Regions from separate parts of the Homo sapiens genome. Here region 1 is linked to region 2. The links are chromatin loops, found by intact Hi-C in ENCODE. Cell type or tissue: mammary epithelial cell. All regions are shown on one strand. Region 1 overlaps CERS6 (ceramide synthase 6). Region 2 overlaps CERS6 (ceramide synthase 6).

What was found. Hi-C counts contacts between places; a loop is a spot of excess contacts. Peaks named below come from ENCODE experiments on the same cell type or tissue, not always from the same donor. Only the 100,000 strongest peaks of a DNase experiment are listed, where the experiment ranks them.
Region 1: a loop joins it to region 2, with 2.5 times the contacts of the local background. A loop is called at or near these places in 3 of 110 quality-filtered maps.

Annotation. Positions count from the first base shown.
Region 1 is chr2:168,610,960-168,618,959 of GRCh38, reverse strand. All of the region lies in intron 3 of CERS6 (ceramide synthase 6), which reads right to left. Among named protein-coding and RNA genes, the nearest start is that of MIR4774, 32 kb to the right of the region's middle. RefSeq lists an enhancer at 3,922-4,421. In mammary epithelial cell, a CTCF peak has its summit at 4,064 (motif pointing right); a DNase peak (open chromatin) is centred at 4,229; H3K27ac peaks cover 2,105 bases.
Region 2 is chr2:168,755,121-168,763,120 of GRCh38, reverse strand. All of the region lies in intron 8 of CERS6 (ceramide synthase 6), which reads right to left. Among named protein-coding and RNA genes, the nearest start is that of CERS6-AS1, 27 kb to the left of the region's middle. In mammary epithelial cell, a CTCF peak has its summit at 3,716 (motif pointing right); no DNase peak of the experiment used is centred here.

The DNA of each region.
Region 1 (8,000 bases), 140 kb after region 2:
TTGAAGCCTCCAGATTTGTTCTTTTGCATAGTCTTGCTTTGGCTATGTAGGCTCTTTTTTGGTTCCATATAAATTTTAGGATTGCTTTTCTAGTTCTGTTAAGAATGATGGTAGTATTTTGATGGAAATTGCACTGAATTTGTAGATTGCTTTTGGCAGTATGGTCATTTTCACAATATTTATTCTACCCACCCATGAGCATGAGATGTGTTTCCATTTGCTTATGTCATCTATGATTTACTTCAGCAGTGTTTTGCAGTTTTCCTTGTAGAGGTCTTTCACCTTCTTGGTTAGATATATTCCTAAGTATTTTATTCTTTTTGCAGCTACTGTAAAAGGGGTTGATTTCTTCATTTGATTCTCCACTTGGTCGCTGTTGGTGTATACGAGAGTTACTGACTTGTGTACATTAATTTTGTATCCAGAAGCTTTGCTGAATTTTTTATCAGTTCTAGGAGCTTTTTGGAGGAGTCTTTAGGGTTTTCCAGGTATATAATCATATCATCAGCAAACAGCCACAGTTTGACTTCCTTGTGACTGATTTGGATGCCTTTTATTTCTTTCTCTTGTCTGATGGCTCTGGCTTGGATTCCAGTACTATGTTGAAGAGAAGTGGTGAAAGTGGGCATCCTTGCCTTGTTCCTGTTTTCAGAGGGAATGCTTTCAACTTTTCCCCATTCAGTATTATTTTGGCTCTGGGTTTATCATAGATGGCTTTTCTTACATTCAGGTATGTCTGCTGAATGCCAATTTTGCTAAGGGTTTTAAACATAAAGCCATGCTGGATTTTGTCAAATGCTTTTTCTTGGTCTATTGAGATGATCGTGTGATTTTTGTTTTTATTCTGTTTATGTGTTGTATCACATTTATTGACTGATGTATGTTAAACCACTCCTGTATCCCTGGTATGAAACTCACTTGATTATGCTGGATTATCTTTTTGACATGTTGTTGGATTTGGTTAGCTAGTACTTTGTTAAGGATTTTTGCATGTATGTTCATCAGGGATATTGGTCTGTAGTTTTCTTTTTTGGTTATGTCCTTTCTTGGTTTTGGTATTAGGGTGACACTGGCTTCACAGAATGATTTAGGGAGAATTCCTTCTTTCTCTACCTTGTGGAATAGAGTCAATAGGATTGGTACCAATCGTACTTTGAATGTCTGGTAGAATTCAGCTGTGAATCCATCTGGTCTTGGACTTTTTTTTGTTGCTAAGCTTTTAATTACCATTTGAATCTCACTGCTTGTTATTGGTCCGTTCAGGGTGTCTAATTCTTCCTGATTTAAGCTAGGAGGGTTGTATCTTTCCAGGAATTTATCTATCTCCTCTAGGTTTTCTGGTTTACGGGTGTAGAGGTGTTTATAGTAGCCTTGAATGATCTTTTGTATTTCTGTAGTGTCAGTTGTAATACCTCCTGTTTCATTTCTAATTGAACTTATTTGGATTTTCTCTCTTCCTTTCTTGGTTAATCTTGCTAATGGTCTATTAATTTTCTTTATCTTTCCAAATAACCAACATTTTATTTCATTTATCTTTTGCAATTTTTTTTGTTTCAATTTCATTTAGTTCTGCTCTGATTCTGGTTATTTCCTTTCTTCTGCTGGGTTTGGGTTTGGTTTGTTCTTGCTACTCCAGTTCCTTGAAGTGTGATCTCAGAATGTCCGTGTGTGCTCTTTCAGACTTTTTGATGTAGGCATTTAGGGCTATGAACCTTCCTCTTAGCACCACCTTTGCTGTATCCCAGAGGTTTTGACAGGTTGAGCCACTATTGTCATTCAGTTTGAAGAATTTTTAAATTTCCGTCTTGATTTCATTTCTGACCCAATGATCATTCAGGAGCAGGTTATTTAATATCCATGTATTTGCATGGTTTTGAAGGTTCCTTTTGGAGTTGATTTCCACTTTTATTCTGCTGTGGTCTCAGAGAATGTTTGATATAATTTCAATTTCCTTAAATTTATTGAGACTTTTGTGGCCTATCATATGGTCTGTCTTGGAGAAGGTTCCATGTGCTGATGAATCAAATGCATATTCTGTGGTTGTTGGGTAGCATGTTGTGTAAATATCTATTAAGTCCATTTGTTCCAGGGTATAGTAAAAATACATTGTTTCTTTGTTGACTTTCTGTCTTGATGACCTGTCTAATGCTGTCAGTGAAGTACTGAAGTCCCCACTATTACTGTGTTGCCATCTATCTCGTTTCTTAGGTCTAGTAGTAACTGTTTATAAATTTGGGAGCTCCAGTGTAAGGTGCATAAATATTTAGAATTGTGACATTTTCCTGTTGGACAAGGCCTTTTATCATTATATAATGTTCCTCTTTGTCTTTTTTAACTGCTGTTGCTTTAAAGTTTGTTTTGTCTAATATAAGAATAGCTACTCCTGCTCGCTTTTGGTGTCCATTTGCATGGAAAGTCTTTTTCCACTCCTTTACCTTAAGTTTATGTGAGTCCTTATGTATTAGGTAAGTCTCTTGAAGGCAGCAATAGTTGGTTGGTGAATTCTTCTCCATTCTGCCATTCCGTATCTTTTAAGTGGAGCACTTAGGCCATTTACATTCAATGTTAGTATTGAGATGTGAGGTACTATTGCATTCATTATGCTATTTATTGCCTGTATACCTTGGATTTTTATTTTTTTTTCCTAAATTGTATTTTTGTTTTATAGATCCTGTGAGATTTATGCTTTAAAGAGGTTCTGTTTTGATGTGTTTCCAGAATTTGTTTCAAAATTTAGAGCTCCTTTTAGCAGTTCCTGAAGTGCTGGCTTGGTAATGGCAAATTCTCTCAGGATTTGTTTGACCGAAAAAGACTGTATCTTTCCTTCATTTGTGAAGCTTAGTTTCACTGGATACAAAACTTTCGGCTGATAATTGTTTTGTTTGAGGAAGCTGAAGATAGGTCTCCAATCCCTTCTAGCTTGTAGGATTTCTGCTGAGAAATCTGCCGTAAATCTGATAGGTTTTCCTTTATAGGTTACCTGGTGCTTTTGCCTCACAGCTCTTAAGATTCTTTCCCTCGTCTTAACTTTAGACTACCTGATGACAGTGTGCCTAGGCGATGATCTTTTTGTGATGAATTTCCCAGATGTTCTTTGTGTGTCTTGTATTTGGATGTCTACGGCTCTAGCAAGGCCAAGGAAGTTTTCCTCGATTATTCTCCCCAATATGTTTTCCAAACTTTTAGATTTCTCTTCTTCCTCAGGAACACCGATTATTCTTAGGTTTGGTCATTTAATGTAATCCCAGATTTCTGGGAGGCTTTGCTCATTTTTTCTTAGTCTTTTTTCTTTGTCTTTGTTGGACTGTGTTAATTCAAAAACCTGTCTTCAAGCTCTGACACTCTTTTTTCTGCTTGTTCGACTCTATTGCTGAGACTTTCCAGAGCATTTTGCATTTCTTTCGTGCATCCAGTATTTCCTAAAGTTTTTATTGTATTTTATTTATGCTGTCTATTTCACTAAAGATTTCTTCCCTCATTTCTTCTATCATTTTTTTTTTATTTCGTTAAATTGGACTTCACCTTTCTCTGGTGCCTCCTTGATTAGCTTAATTACTGACTTTCTGGATTCTTTTTCAGGTCAATCAGGGATTTCTTCTTGGTTTGGATCCATTGCTGGTGAGCTGGTGTGATTTTTCGGGGGTGTTAAAGAAACTTGTTTTGTCATATTTCCAGAATTGTTTTTCTGGTTCCTTCTCATTTGAGTGGGCTATGTCAGGGGGAAGATGTGGGGTTCAAGGCTGCTGTTCAGATTCTTTGTCCCATGAGGTGTTCCCTTGATGTAGTACTCTCCCTCTTTTCCTAGGGATGTGGCTTCCTGAGAGCCAAGTTGTAGTGACTGTCATCTCTCTTGTGGATCTAGCCACCCAGCAGGTCTACCAGGCTCTGGGCTGGTGCTGGGGGTTGTCTACACTGGGTCCTGTGATGTGAACCATCTGCAGATTTCTCAGCTATGGGTACCAGCTCCAGAGGAGGTGGCAGGGGGGGTGAAATGGACTCTGTGAGGTTCCTTAAGTTTTGGTTGTTTAATGAACTATTTTGTGCTGATTGGCCTCCTACCAGGAGGTGGCGCTTTGAAGAGAGCATCAGCTGTGGTAATATAGGGAGCATCAGGCAGTGGATGGGGACCTAGAACTCCCAAGAGTATATGCCTCTTGTCTTCAGCTACTAGAGTGAGCCAGGAAGGACCATCAGGTTGGGGCAAGGCTAGGCACGTCTGAGCTCTGACTCTCCTTGGGCAGGAGTTGCTGCAGCTGCTATGGGGGATGGGGGTGTGGTTCCCAGGCCAATGGAGTTATGTTCCCAGGAAGATTATGGCTGCCTCTGCTGTGTCATGCAGGTTGGTCAGGGAAGTGGGGGAAAGCCAGCAATTACAGGCATCACCCAGCTTCCACACAACCCAAAAGGCCACTGTCACTCCCACCATGCACCCCACAACAGCACCAAGTTTGTTTCCAGGCAGTGGGCAAGCAGGGCTGAGAACTTGCCCCAGGCTACCAGCCTCCCAGCTGTGAAAGCCAGCTGGGCTCTTTCAATTGCCCTGACATACCAGTCACACAATGCAGACATTTAAAATCATGCCTCATCTCCTGGAGTTTTAAGTTGTTTGTAAAGAAAATACAAGTATGTGTAGACACAGATGTTTATACATGTGTATATGTTCACACATATGCATATGTATATTATGAAAATATGTGTATACACATACGTTTGTATGCACATATGTATGAAAGTTAAATCCATGTATGTCAAGGATCTCCCATCCAATTGAAAACAAATGTAGTTGCACAGACTTCTGACCAATAATTTGTATTTTCTATTTGAGAAGATGCTCTTGTTCCTTCCTCACTCAGTGAAGGGGCCATAATCAGCCTAACAATCTGTCAATGCTTACATTTTTCCAATAAATGCCAGTGAACTTGCACTCCTGCATAAGAAAATAAGCCATTTCACAAAATCCAACCCCATTACAATGCACACAATGAAGTTCTTAGCTGACTGGCTGATGCCATATGAGCTGCATGCTGATTGCAAGAGTTGTGAGTTGCTCACACATCAGCTATATTCATACTGCAGCACCTCATGTTCTAAATAACAAGGGCCCTTTTTTCACTAAGAGCATGGGAAGACAGTGAGACTGAGCTGCCCACTTGAACCGAGCATCATGATTTCTGGTCCTAGCCACTATTACATGGTATTACATATTGACTGTAAAGCTATACTTAGAAAATGAGCAGCATGAAACAATGGGTGAACATGAGATCATGAGGTTGCCAAGCAGGAAACACTGTAGCAACAGTGTTTACACCTATGATACTCACAGGGTGATCCTGGGCAAGTTTAAGTGTCTCTTCTGGAGAAACAATCAGACCGTTAAGTTCTCTTGAACTCTTATATTTTGAGTCCAAGTCCTATATTAATTAAGTCTTGTATCTTGATCCTGCAATATTTGACACAACTGGCCATTCCACCTTGTTTGGATCACTGCTGCTGTGCTCATTCCCTTTCTGTCCCAACCCTCTGCTTCTCTTGCCTTGTGCACAGACCACCCTTGGTCTGTCAATGCCAGTGACACCTGGGGTTCCATCCTCAGCCTTCTTTTCACACCACGTGCTCCTGCTAGGTGAACTCACCCACTCCCTGTATGCTGGGCAATCACTGCCTCTAACCATCTCTATATCCCTGGACACCCAATGTCATTTGGACACCCAAACGTCGGCACCTGAGGCTCAAAATCCAAAAACAAACAAAACATATTATCTTTCTCCCAGGAATCCACTGTTTCTTCCTTCCATCTCTGTCAAGGACACTATTATTCACTCAATGTCCCAGGTCCTTGAGTCTTCCTTCGCCTTCAACCCCCCTTTATCCCAGGCATCAAACCTCAAAGTTCTGCATTGGAAATATCCGTTTCATTTACTTCCTTTGCTCCATTCCCTCAGTCTCTTCCCCAGCCCAACACACCTAGTCTTTACCTTTCTTCAAGAGGTAGGCTGGCATTAGCTGAGTGCCACAGCCAGACCTGTAAGCCAGGCTGTCAATTGATTAATCATGACAGAGCAGTCACAAAGTCCAGACTATTTGCTTTGACATGAATGAGAGTTACTCCTCCTGCAGAAAAATCTACACAGGAGGTTGCTTGCAAAACACAGAAAAAGAACAAGAGGAGTTTGAGATCTTAAGAAGTGCTGTTCAGACAGATGGCCTAAGGCACTGTCACCAAAGAGCAATTCTTACATATCCAGAGGCCAACACTCCTAATCCCCCAGTGCTTTAATATTCTCAGCCAACCTGAAACTCAAAATCTCTGCAATAGGCAACCCATATGATGTCTCTGTGCCTCCACCCTTTTCTTAGTTGGGTAAAGCTAATCAACTGTTGCTCTGGCCTAGCCTGGGATAACCTCTTTAGGGAGACTAGATAAATCTCATTCTTGTTTCACCATATGTGAATTAAACAAAACAACACAAAAAAGCCTTAACCCTGAGTTTTCTTCTTCGTCCATCTCAACCTTTCATGATCCTCCTGCGGTTTTCTCTGGTCTCCACCTCCCAAGAAGTGTTTATCCCCATAAGATATTGTTCTAACATTAAGACAACATATGTTATTAGTCATCCTTTAAGTGACCAACAATCAGTTGGAAATTTTCAACTCTGAGTGAAAGATCTGTGTCTTAAATCTTCTACGTAGGACTGGCTCTCAGGAAGCTATGTTCACTCAGCCTGGGCATGAAGACTTCCTCCACAATTTCACACAGTCTGTTTGATCCTGGGCACTCCCTATGCCTCTTTCTCATCTGCAAAATGAAAATAAAACCACCTACATCAAAGGGTTAGAATGAGGATTAAATGAGGCAATACTTGTAAAGTATGTAGAACAGCATTCAACACATGGCAAGGGCTCCATAACTCTTAACTATCATTACTATTTTTATATAGCTGGCTTATGACGTACACCCAATAAATGACTTCAAGTTTCATGAGTATGGGCCAGTGCCAATGGCTAGACAAACTACCAACTACAATATGACTCTAGGACAGACATCTCCTATTAGATTTGAAGAAGACACAAGTGTAGAATGAAGGAGGGCTTCATTCTTACAAAGTGGTTAAGCAGTACGTCACGTAAATGAGAGACTCTGTGTTGCTTTTTTGTTAAATTTATGTGTCAGGATTTGGCTGACTTCTTACTTTTCCCTTGTTTGCATTTTTAAAGTTATTTAATGTTTAATATTATAAAACCACTTGAGATTGCTACTAACTAAATCTGTACTTTGTACAAGCAGCTCTGAAAATGTTAAGTGTAAAATTTAGTAGGGCTGGAAAGTGAAAAGTACAGCAGTGAATTTCCATGGCAATGTGGTGTTATAAATAAGACATGATACACGGATAAATCGACCAATGAAGATGTACAGATGAACAAAGTAAGTATGTTTATTCATGGGTTTTAAAATCTTTTTGTATTCTGGTATTTTATAGCCACAAAATTAAATAATCTAACCTTCAAAGTCATCATGTAAGACCTTTAAACTGAGTCTCTAAACAAAAGTTGCAAACTTAAATCTCTACAGGGTCTAGGCAGGTTAAGGCAATTGAGGAGCTGGTTAAACTTGGCTCTCAGAGTACTGAGATGAATGGTTATTGGCACACAGTTTCTATGCTGATAATGCTGGGGAATGTGGCTATTTCAATACCCCACTGAAATAAGGGCTGGTCAAATGTCAAGAAAGAATGCAAACTCAAGTGTTGTCAGATTTTCCCCATTTTTTCACAGAAAGCTGAAAATCTGATGTTTTATAAGACATCAGACTTTTTAGATGCTGGTGATTAATCCTATTAAAAATAAAAATCAGGCCAGGCACACTGGCTCATGTCTGTAATCCCAGTACTTTGAGAGGCTGAGGTGGGCATATCACCTGAGGTCAGGAGTTCGAGACCAGCCTGGCCAACATGGTGAAACCTCGTCTCTACTAAAAATACAAAAAATTAGCCAGGTATGGT
Region 2 (8,000 bases):
GAGGATTGCTTGAGCCCAGGAGTTTGAAACCAGCCCAGGCAACAGAGTGAGACCCTATCTCCATATAAATAAAATAAAAATTAACCATGTATGGTGGCACATGCCTGCAGTTCCAGCTGCTCAAAAGGCTGAGGCAGGAGGATCACTTGAGCAGGAGTTGCAGGTTACAGTGAAGCTATGATTGTGCCACTGCACTCCAGCCTGGGCGACAAGAGTGAGAGACCTTGTCTCAAAAAAATAAAGGAAAAAGGACAATGAAAAATAAAATAGACAAATAGGTTCTTCCCCACCCCCGATTTCTGCAACTCCTATTTATAGACTAGAATGAGACTAACAGTTTGTCTTCAACCCTGCCATAGTAGTTGTCTTTAAAGAGTAATACATAATACACATATGTTAAAATTCTAAAAACAATAGGATAGAGTTTAATGATTTGAATTTTACAAGTCATTAAAAGAATAATACCTCATGAAATAGTTGTATTCACTCTGGGGAAGGGGGAAAATATTAGGAAATCTATTAATATATTATATACATAGGCCAAATTGGTATAAATGGAATGATTTCAACAGCATCAAAGACATTTGGTAATGTTTAATTCCTCATTATTGATGTTTAACAATTAGAATACAAAGGACTTAGTATGATTTTTGTAACCCTTTCAAATCAGCATATTAATAAACACCAGAGTTACTTCCTTTAAAATCAGGAAAACCACGGAAAGCCAGTATAACCATTATTATTTAACACTATTCTGGAAGCTCCAGCCATTGAGCATGGCAGGGAGTCAGAGACTTAATTTCAAATACATAGACATAAAATATCTATAAGTATTTTAAAAACAGCAAACAACCAAAATGTCCCATAACAGGAAACATTAAAAATTAAAAAATTAGTTTTCATTCTTATTCCAGAAACTATTTTTTTTTGCATTTTAAAAATTTATTTACTATAATTTAAGTTCTGGGATACATATGCAGAATGTGCAGGTTTGTAACACAGGTATACATGTGCCATGGTGGTTTGCTGCACTCATTCACCCGTCATCCAGGTTTTAAGCCCCACATGTACTAGGTATTTGTCCTAATGCTCTCCTTCCTTTGCCCCTGACCCCCTGACAGGCCCCAGTGTGTGATGTTCCCCTCCCTGTGTCCCTGTGTTCTCATTGTTCAACTCCCACTTATGAGTGAGAACATGTGGTGCTTGGTTTTCCAGAAATTATTAATAAATATTTATTAATAAATACAAGTAATTTGTAAAAATGACTAAATTAGGATAATGCCTATATTCCTGCCTTGTTTATTATCCGAAGAAGCAGTTATCTCTTTAAACATCAGTTTGCAGGCCAGGGGGACAACAAGGCTCAACTCTGTGGTGGTGTGGGAGGACTCACACACCTTACACTTTTCTATCTCCAGCACCCTGCAAGACACCTGGAAGTAACATGCTGGCTAGACACGTTTGTTGATTGACCACGTGTTTGCTAATCCAACAATCCAATAAATATGAAGAAGAAAGCTCTGGAATAATAAGAATAATTTTATTTCAAAACTAGCTCTGCTTCTTGACATACTACACATATTGATATTCAGAGAAACTTTAGTTCCCTTTGAACAGAAAGAGGTTCTGTGTAAATAGCAACAATGACTGCATTATGCCATTCATTATAAGTTAACCTTTGCTGGATTATAGACTGAGAAGCTTTCTCGCCATTGTGATGCTAGGACTGATGCTACCGCTTGGCTTAATTTGAACAGGATGTCAGAACAGTCGTTGGCGACATGGCATTCACATTAATTTCTGAAACACTGCATCAGGATTTATAGGCTTTGCCATGACAATCAGTGGCACCTCTGATTACTTTTGAGATGCTGCTCAAAAGTAATGGGATTTTCTTTGAAAATCGACTTGGCTTCCTGTAGAGACACTTGAGAAAATACAATCAGTGCACCAAACGGATATATCTCTCAGTGAGAAGCATGGTAAGAAAAACAATATAGTAGGAATTTATACTAGGGAACAGAGAGAACATATGACACCTGGACTCTAATAAACAGTAAACCCGGCCGGGCGCGGTGGCTCACGCCTATAATCCCAGCACTTTGGGAGGCCGAGGCGGGCGGATCACGAGGTCAGGAGATCGAGACCATCCTGGCTAACACAGTGAAACCCCGTCTCTACTAAAAACACACAAAAAATTAGCCGGGCGTGGTGGCGGGCGCCTGTAGTCCCAGCTACGCGGGAGGCTGAGGCAGGAGAATGGCGTGAACCCGGGAGGCGGAGCTTGCAGTGAGCCGAGATCGCGCCACTGCACTCCAGCCTGGGCGACAGAGCAAGACTCCGTCTCAAAAAAATAAATAAATAAATAAATAAATAAATAAACAAACAGTAAACCCAGGAAAGAGCCTTTGTTTGGCCCAAGAATGTTACAATTGAGGAAACTGTTCTTTTTTTGGGCAAACTATTAAAATGGTGACTATAGAATCTTATTTCTGGGAGGTACTTCAGGAGTATGTACTTTAATGATGCCATCATGAACCTATGGTGACAGAGTTCAGGACAGTGGTTGTGATAGTTAATACTGAGTGTCAACTTGATTGGATTGAAGGATGCAAAGTATTTATCCTGGGTCTGTGAGGGTATTGCCAAAGGAGATTAACATTTGACAGCGGGCTGAGGAAGGCTGACCCACCCTTAATCTGGTGGGCACAATCTAATCAGCTGCCGGCAAATATAAAGCAGGCAGAAACATGGGAAACGCGAGACTGGCCTAGTCTCCCAGCCCACATCTTTCTCCCGTGCTGGATGCTTCTTGTCCTCAAACATCAGACTCCGAGTTCTTCAGTTTTGAGACTCGGACTGGCTCTCCTTGCTCCTCAAGCTTGCAGCCAGCCTACTGTGGGACCTTGTGATCGTGTAAGTTAATACTTAATAAACTCCTGTATATACCTCCTATTAGTTCTGTCTCTCTAGGGAATCCTGACTAATACAGTGGTTGTCTTTGAGGGAGGACTGACTGGGGTTGGGGGGATCTGAGGGAGGCTGGACACTTCTGTATCTTGATCTGGGTGATGATCACGTGGGTTATACATACATACAAATTTATCGAGCCATATACTAAAGATTTTTTGCACTATATTGTATATAGGAATTATACGCCAATAAAATAAAATGGAAGACAGTACCCTGTGGGCCAAACAAAACACATATGTACAAAAAAAAACACACACAACGTACAGCTTTTGGCTTTAATAATTACTATAATATCAGGGTTCTCCTTAGATGCTTAGATGCAAAGGGGTATGGCCTTAAGTATCTTATTTAAGACTACTTTGTTTTTGCTTCACAAAAACAGTTGTAAACTGTTCTGCATAAATGTGTTTATCCCCCACACACATAATAAAGAACTGTATAATAGTTCTATGATAATCAAAGTTAAGATAAAGAACCCATAAAAGGTAAGAATGAGCTAAAGTAAGTACAGGGCATGGCCAAATTAAATCTTATGATTCATTAAAATCACCCACCAAGGCTAAGCAATTGGGGTGGTCACAGATGAATTTGTATTCAACCTATGGCTTCTAAGAAAATAAATTCTTTTCTTTCCAAATAATAGCATCGAACCTCTACTGTTGTCTAATGGAGAGTATAGAGGCAGAAGGGACCTGAGACCATTTTTCTTTTCATTCATGTTAGGCTCACTTAACCACTAGATGGCATATCATGCATGAACAGTACATACTCACGCGGGTTTGTTCTGCCCAAACCTTTTGCCAAGGGTGAGTCCCAGTACAGAAAACACTTGATCTACAGGTTATACCCCTCATTCTAAAAATCCCATCAAATGAATGGGCATCCCATCAAATGAATGAAGAGGCATCAGTCTGACCTTTTTTCATCCTGCATTTGACAGAAATGCACCTACAGGGCAAAGCTGTGCTCCATGCATTTCACTGCTGATGCCCTGATACACCTGTGACCACCCCAATATCTTAGCCTTGGTGGGTGATTTTAATGAATCTAAGATTTAATTTGGCCATGCCCTGTAGTTACTTCAGCTCATTCTTATCTTTTATGGGTTCTTCATCTTAACTTTGATCATCATAGACATAAGGGATATGTGTGTGTGGGATGCATACATTCATGCAGAACAGTTCACAATCTTTTTTTTTGTGAGGCAAACACAAGGGAGTCTTAAAGAAGATACTTAAGGCCGTACCGATTCGCATTCTAAGCATCACTGTGACTTAAAGCATTATGCTTTACCCTGCAACCTGAGGACTGCAGTCTCATAATGTCACAGAGCGCAGTGTAAAAAGACCTTCACTGGCATCTTACTCCAAAAAACCTACCTCCAATGCTCAATTTCCCCATTCTCATGCGACTTCCAAGTAAGAGTTTAAATCCATTCTCCGTAATATGTAAAATTAGATGAACATTCTTTCAGACCTGTACATCTTAAATACTCCAGTGACATATAGGCAGCAGCACATAATGGTAATAAGACGATAACAATGGCCCAGGTGATCTTACCGTATGAATGGGTTACAGGTGCATGTTTTTGATGATACCATGGCCCTTGGCCATGTCAAGTAACCGCAAATTTGCCTCCGCCGCTCCTCCCCTACCTTAACCAAAGAGTTCTATCTGAGCCTTGGGTTGTATGTTTTTGGAATGATCTCTAAAAAAACCCACAATAATAATTAGACCCAAGTCAAATATCCAGAGCCAAGATTTCTTCTCTAAGGAACAGAGTCAGGGCTTCACTTTAAGGAGTGCTACAGAATGTCAGTGACGATACCTTGAAAAGTAAAATGAACTTTGTGGTCAAAATTAGGGTGTGGTTTACTTCAGAGCTTTTGAATGGTCTTGACTTTGCTTTCCCAGACAGACCTCAGTGTATTTCATGATGTGCGTTTCTCTGGCATGGATGTTCATTTGACCTACACAAAACATAAATGAAAGTAGATTCTACCTAAGATGACTAATCTGCTAGCACGTTTTGTCCATTTTAAAGTAGATGCTGATAGAAATGCATTTAAAATTCACTCCGAACAAAAAAAGTGGGCATTTAAAACCTGAAAGTCGGGTAATTAAGTCATGATTACAAGCAACCCTCGTTGTGCTGGTTTTCCTAAGGTAATAAAAGCTCCAGGCTTAAATAACATCTTGGTCAACATCAAGGCTATTACAAGGCTGAGAACGATGTTTCCAATTTCCTTCCTTTTAACAAGACTGCACCCCGGCTGTAGCTTACATTCTCCACAATACTGGTGTTGATATCAAGTTCCCAGTTTTGGGAGGACAGCTTCTGGGTAGCTTGCGGCATGGGTGCCTAATTATTAGTCACTAATCTATTAATCTGTAGCAAACATGGAAGTTACTATTTTCTTAATTTTTTTGTAGAGACAGGGTCTCACTAAGTTGCCCAGGCTGGTCTTGCACTCCTGAGCTCAAGTGATTCTCCCACCTTGGCCTCCTAAAGTGTTGGGATTACAGGCATGAGCCACCATGCCTGGCCAGAAGTCATTTCTTTATCCCTGGACAGGAATCTGAACTTGAACATGGACAAATAATCTCTCTTTCATTTAGCAGTGCACGTTATAGTTCTATCTGTATTCTTAGCCAACAGGACATGGGGCCAGTGAATTTATTTTTACTTTTAGGTCATAGCCAGGCCAGACTTAGGAACTGGTCTCTTATCACAGGAAGTTTGTAATTGGTGACTTCCTGGCTGGGGCAGATGTTTTTTTTTTTTTTTTTCCTCCAAAAGTAGTTGCTGCCCTATTTGCTGTATGTCTGCCTGCATTCTTAATTCTGCCACTGCCTGGTCTACTTACCTACGCTCCTGACCTCCCAATCTGAGTCCTTCCAGGCAAGGCTGTGTCCTTCGGGATGTATCCTGATTCCAACATGCTTGTTTTCAGCCCTCTAGTTAGCTCTTTGTTGCCTATGTGTACATAAGAGAGACTTTTGCTTGGTTCTCTATAACGTCTCTTCCTTGAGTAATTACTACGTGTTAAGCACTGTGCCAAATATGTTACATATATTGCTTCATTTTGCCCATTCAACATCTCTGTAAGATCCTCATATAGCAACATTAATACTAGTTAATACTTATTGAACATTAACTATGTGTTAGGAACTGCGCTTAGGTTTTGTATGTTAACTCATTTAATTCTCATGAAATAAAGCCTATGGGATAACTTCTATTTCTTTTTTTTCCACAGTGTGTCCTGTTATTATCCCTATTTTTCATATGAGGACATGGAAGCACAGGGATGTAAATAACATTCCCCAAGTCAGATCGCGTTGGTGGGGGACACTGAGACTTGAAGCTACCTGTCTGCTGGTCTAGGCTGTCAGGCTCTCCCATCCCTTTCTCCGTTCTTCACCCAGGCTTATGCTCAGAGCCGATCCGTCCCCACATTATGATGGAGGACACACATCAATATCTCTGTTCAGCATTTCTGCAGATCTTTCCCTTTGGCCTGTAATTCCCTGCAATGTGTTATCCCTTGGGCTCATAAGCTGGTTTCTGGTAGCCATATGCCAGGCCCTGCCTGCTTAAATAACCCATTTGGTTTTATTTATGTGGTTTCCCCACTTTGGCCCACCCCACTTGACCCTTAAATCCCAACAGAATTGTCTCCATTACTGAAAATTATATAATTCCTTTCATTACTACTTTGTCATGTACACAAAATATTCAAGACACAAAACCAAAGATCTTTTTAAATTCAACTGGGAAATGGGAGTGCCAGCCCTGTGCCCTTTTCTTTGCTTTTCTCTTTGAAAGGACTGAGGCAGATGTGTATCTCTAAATATCCCCTACTTTAAGAAAAGGATAGATAAGGCTGACTCCTGCTAGGCAGGTAGAAACCTAAGAAAGACTGAGATTCCAGGGACTTACTTTTCCAGTTTTCTAAAAGAGTATAAAACCAGCCTCCCATCCTCATAGAGGCAGGATGGCAGAAATGGCTCTGAAACCTCCCTACATTTGTGTGCTCCTCCCTGAAGGGCTAGGTTTGCTCATTTCCATTGTAGGATCACTCCTAGCAAGGCCAATGGCAGGCCAAGTGCTCCTGGGCCCAAGTGGGGAATGCTGTCAGATTACCATGGGCTTCCTTACCTTTTTCTCCTTTTCCCCTTCCCTTAGAGATTTCAATGGTATGTTTTGCAGAGGTGAGAAAAACAGAGACCAAACACATACCAATGTGAGGCTCTGGTTGTGAGATTGTTTTAGCTTCAAAGTTTCTGGGTCTAATCAATTAACTCAGTTAAAGTAGAAAATCTTGGTCATTCTGATAATTCACTGAACTCATCTCTGAGGGACTCCACTGACAAGTAGAGAGGGAATTGCTAGCTGCCTGGCAGAAGGAGCCTGTTTACAGGATGGCTATTTACAGCAGAAACACAGAAAGGCTGCTATAGTTACCTGCTTCTTGGGAATAGCTTCCATTTTGGCTTCCTATTTGGGTAGTTGCTGAGGCTGGGACAATTTGTATTTTCTCATTTTAACAATTTAAATAGCAACCTATGGGTGGGATAGGTTCTTAAGCCAGAGGGGCCTGCAGTGGGGTGGGGGCATGGTTATTGCACTGATCACAGCCCACAGGAGTGATGTGGTTTTGCACATTCCCTAGAGAAGGAAATGAGGCACACAGTATCCATCTTTATGCCTCCATGCTGAGAGTCACACACATGGAGATTTAAAATGAGGATCCCTAGAGATGACTAGAAAGCATGAGTAAAATATGTTCCTAACTAGTCCATTGAAGCATTTAAGAGAGCTAGAGCCATAGTAATATTTCCTTCTGTTTGGAAGATGTTCAAAGACTTCATGTTTATTAGATTCAGTCTCATTATTAACTGTAAAGTTAGCAGATCAGATACAATATCAACTTTTTGGTCAGGAGACCAAGATCCTAAAACAGTATTTAATTATCCAAGGTCACAAGACAGAGGTTTTGTTGTTTCTAACCAAAACATATTATCTT